2 separate regions of the Homo sapiens genome follow, and region 1 is linked to region 2. Evidence: chromatin loops called from intact Hi-C (ENCODE). Cell type or tissue: dorsolateral prefrontal cortex. All regions are shown on one strand.

Region 1 (2,500 bases), 88 kb after region 2:
TGAATGCGTTATATATTTGTATTAACATAAGAAAATATAAATAATGTCTTTCACGTAACAAAATAATTCTATGTCTTAGGTGAAATAACTCCACTCATATTTTCCCCTGCCAAATAAAAAGTGCTGAGCACAATCTTTCATGTAAGATCTCATTTCTCCTTTTAAACTTCTCCTATGAATGAAAACCAAATGGCAACGCAGCATTGAAAACCAATGCCTACAAAAAGTACACAGAGTTTGTAACATTAAAAAAAAGCAGGAGCTAATGACACATAACAGGTAAATAAAGGGGGAGGGGACCCCTGAACTTATACCAGGCGTCCAGGATAACCCTCTTGAAGTCTATTAGAAACATGCATTCATCAGTACAGCTCTTTGAAGGGCTTGGAAGATGTGAGGTTTGAAGGAAAAACAAAATGCTATTTTTTTTAAAAAATAAAAAGTGCTGAAAAGGTAGGGCTGCTTGAATTGTTAACCAATTCAAACCTAAATGTTCTGGGTGAGACCTCCATTGCAATTTACCCAGAAGGTGGGAGAAATGTTTCTGATATATGTGGAATAAATACAGAAATCAGCAACATAATAGAAAAACAATGTGCCCTTCAACATCAAACTGACAACAGGAAAAATCTCTCCATGTTCTTCTTTCTTAGTTCATGCGTTTATTAAACACACACATGTGAACTGCACCAGGTACTCTAAGTTGGAGAGCTTAGGTTGGTATAATCACAACCTTGGTGTGAGTCCATATCAATACATCTTTGAGTTAATAGTAATGCTATTAAAATAAATGGGCCGAACCATTGCGATTTTTAATCACTAGAAATTCCCTGATCTTATAAAGAGTTGCTCATTTGGAGTCCATTTTAAGTACTTTAAATCTTCGTTCAAAAATATTAGTAAATTTTTATTTTGCCTACACATTTGTTCATTCTACACACGCTACATCCAAACCTAGAGGGGAAATAGTAAAACTAACTTAAAATGAAAGATACTTTAACAACTACTTCTGCTTGCTTATTACATACATTGAATTGTTAAGATAGAAGAGAAAATAAACAAAGTCATTGTATTTTATTTTCTATGTAGGACACGGTGTCCAAGCAAAACAAACGGGGTTTGGTTGAACATGCAATACCGGATGTCGCCACTGGATGGCAATGCCAGCTTTTGTCTCTAAAATGTGCATGGTACCTTTGATGAGATTTAGCGCCACAACCCTTGGGTCCTAAGTTTCTCAGGACCATCAAAGTGTAAATACGCTGGGGTGAGTCTCCAGCACACATCTCGCATTCCTTTGGGATCTGTCGTCTTCTGGTGCACCCGATGCTAAGGCAGCCCATAAAGCTTCCTTATTTGCTATTACTCTTTGGGAACCTGATGTTCAATAGAATGCCAAGTTCATAAGAAGAAAAAAGGTTACAAAGAAAGTGAATAGGAGGTGAGATGGAAGTACAAATAGGGCACCAGATTCCTTTCCGCTGCTGAATGATGTTAAGCTTGCACAGGACCAACATCTCAAAAATATACTTGTTATGAATTCACTTTCTACCATATAGCAAGAATAGCCTTCACTCTTTTCAGCATTTTATAGTCTAAATCACTTGTTCTCACAAGCTATACACACACACATTCTGACATGTATACACACTTCAAATAAATGTTTGTAGTTGAGACAATTAGCTGATGACAGTTTAGTTTTCCACAGTGAATTGGTTTTAAACTTACAGTAAGGAAAAAACCTTTGAAAACATTATTTTAGGTATACTAAAGAAGCTAAAGGTTTTTACAACGAATTTTGTGTGGTGTTAAAATATATAAATATCTAAATTTGTATTAATTCAAAGATTAATGATAATTATGAAGGTGTTAGATATTATCTGGAACAATGAATCACTTCTGTTCAGAGAAGGAAGGATTTAATGCCAAATAACTTTGCTTAGTTATATGGATGGGAAACATGAGTGGGGTAAAATGATCACATTTTTAAGGTAAAATAAAGAGGGAGAAAATTTGTGTAAATATATGAAATAAAAAAAATTGATAAATTTAATTATCCTTAGTTCAGGAAACACATTTATCTATAACTCCTTATTACTATTTTAACATATAAAAACTTTGGCAAGCAGCATGTCATGCTTTTCTAGTAAACAAAACTTAATAATTAACTTTTACAATTAGCTGACATCTATGGAAGTTACAGTTTGCACTAGGCCTCTTATATATCTTTCATTTGCTTGTGAAAATGATGTTCACACCCCTCTGATGGAAGATGAAATGGTTAAGAATACCACAGAATAGCAAAACAAAACTTGAAACAACAACAAAACTAGAATGAAAATTTGAAGCATATTATAGTATGTTTAAGTTTAGCTAGCACGGGAAAAAATGTTTTTAAATACCAAATTTCAAATTAAGTTTTCTTATTCTTCACAACACAAAACACTAGCTGAATAAACATATATTATTCAATGAGTAGTAGGCATATAAAAGGAAAATT
Region 2 (2,500 bases):
GTCTTACTTGTATCGAATTGTGTTAACATGTAATTTATGGCCAGCCTGGGTTTAATGCAGTAATTTGGATTCACAGTACTAATTTTCATTCATCACAATTCACTTCTTCATTTGTTGGGCTAATGATCCACAAACTAAAAAAAATAATAATAATAATAGAAGAAGAAAAAAAATGTGTGAGGCTGCAGTATCAGGTATCAGAGAAAGAATCGTTTTCCCCCATTATGACTGTTCAAGGCAATGTTTACTCATCTGCTTGGAGGATTGGTCTCTAGGAACCCCTTGTTTTATTCTTTTCTATGTCTGTTTACAAGTGACAGATTCTACCTATGGTATTTTTTATTTGTTTGATGAATGAAATAAAAACCATTGAATTAATTTGCTTGGATAAAGGAGCCCAGGGGTATAATAGGCAAATGTTTCATGTTATTCAGAACTCAAAACAAAAGCTTTATTTTCAGAAATATTTGAGTCTTTATAAAAAGAAAGAATAGAATTACATATAGACACATACACATAAATATATATGTATCTGATTTGCTCAATAGATACATTTAAATTCAGACATAAATAATTATCTAGAAATTATCTGGTATGTATTATTGCTTAAATACAAATCAAATTTCCTTTAAAATAATAACATTACACCTTGGGTTTGTGATAAGTGATCGTCAACCTACTTGCTTACCTCTAGTCCCCAACTCGGGGTAGTTTTTATAATGTCACACAGAGATCATCAATCAAGTTTTTGCTTTTAATTTCCCATGATTATTATTAGTATTATTTTTGGTTGATAGGAGATTTTACTCATCTAAGGATTGCAGGAGCCAGTCCTTTAACAGTTAGAGATGAAATGAGAATCAATTTTGGCCAATAAACAGTGAACGGTGACTCAAGGCATCAGGTTAGAGTTAAATTCAGGGTACTGTAAAATAGTAACCTCATTGAGGATCAAAGTCATGCTTTTTTATCCAGCGCTTCTTTGTGACAAACACATTATGTCAGCTCCACTAGCTCATTTGTCTGCGGCAGTTCCACTTTATCAGGCTGGAGTAAAAAGAATTGATGTGTCTGGATAGATAAAGTAAATGGAAACTCAGGACTCATTCCAATATGCTGTACTTTGATATATTTTGCAAACCTGAGAGCAGCTGGTGTAACACTAGTTACTGTTTGTATTTAAATATTGTACATTAGAAGACCTTTGAAAAGGTGTTTTATAATGTTTCTCTTTTTTTATTTTTTAGCACCTATTGGCTTTCAATTGTTCTTTTTTCTTTTATTTTCTTATTCATAAATATTTTCAGAGCCTGCTCTTTCAGAAACTTTTGTCTCATTTCCAAGTCAGACAAAGCAAGTTAAGATACTTTACAAAGTGCTAATTGAAATATAATTTTAAATTAGAGTGGTTATTTGCCTTTGCCTTATGTCTTCATTCTTTATAAAATTAAACTGGGGCTTTTTTGATTTGGTAAGATTTATTTCCCACCATTTTCTGTTTTCAAACTTTTGTCCTTTCTGGTTATTATTCAACATAACAAATGTATCTTCTTGAATGTTAGATCAAGGCAATATGAAAGTATTTTTATTTTAAATTATGTTTTGAATAAAATAAATGATCTATATCAAAATAAAAATCTTAAACATATAACATGTTTTCATATGTAGATTAATAGAACAAAAAAGCTACCAAAATTACAAATAATAGAACCATAATATATCTCAAATTATTAGACCAAAACAAGTTTTAACATGTAGATACTGACACTAAAATTACTGGTGTTTTTAGAGGTTTAGGTTGCAGACAGCCTTTAGATAATGGTTCAAGGAGAGTAGAAGAGAAAGAATCACTTTTGAATGATGAAAATGAATTCATGAAAATTATACCCATACTTTGTCCTTTCTTTCCTTTAAAACTTCTTTACATACTCAAATGAATTATTGAGAACATTAGTTAGATCACCGAAACCCAAAATGTTCCTGTTTATTTGCATACTTGAATTAATGTATTTTTTCTTCCATTTGGATTTATCTCAATAAATGCTCTTTCATTCTGTACTCTTGCACATATTGAAAATTTTGATTTCAAATTTAGGGCAAGAGTATAATCGTAAAACCTTTCAATAAAGTTGAAATGGTACCAGATATTATGCATATTAAATACATGAGTAGAGAGAGGTGGGAGAAGAAGCCATTGTGATAGGGAGGTATCAGGGTGAATGACTAAAATGACCCACAGATCTTTCTTTTACCAATACATTTAGGAGGAACTCAATCAGCTACTGATGACTCCACTGATTATGGGCTTTCTCAAGCTGCCTTTATGAAGAACAGGAAGACAAGATGGTCGGCTCTTATCCCTGAAGAGGAACTTGATCCTGATGGAAACATCCTAATGGAAAATGTGGGTTGGGATGGGAGCCCGTGATGAAGTGGCAGCTTGGCCTCACCACAAGTCATTCCAGTGACATGCGTCACAGTGCCTTCCAGCTCCAAATTT

What was found. A loop is a pair of places that touch in the nucleus more often than their neighbours do. Peaks named below come from ENCODE experiments on the same cell type or tissue, not always from the same donor. Only the 100,000 strongest peaks of a DNase experiment are listed, where the experiment ranks them.
Region 1: it touches region 2 in a loop (5-fold over the local background); 11 of 110 quality-filtered maps call a loop at or near these places.

Annotation. Positions count from the first base shown.
Region 1 is chr10:9,208,041-9,210,540 of GRCh38, reverse strand. All of the region lies in intron 4 of LOC101928272 (a long non-coding RNA gene), which reads left to right. Among named protein-coding and RNA genes, the nearest start is that of LINC00709, 66 kb to the left of the region's middle. In dorsolateral prefrontal cortex, CTCF peaks have their summits at 943 and 1,151 (motif pointing right); a DNase peak (open chromatin) is centred at 1,150; H3K4me3 peaks cover 521 bases; H3K27me3 peaks cover 337 bases.
Region 2 is chr10:9,296,333-9,298,832 of GRCh38, reverse strand. No RefSeq gene overlaps it. Among named protein-coding and RNA genes, the nearest start is that of LINC00709, 22 kb to the right of the region's middle. In dorsolateral prefrontal cortex, no CTCF peak of the experiment used is centred here; no DNase peak of the experiment used is centred here.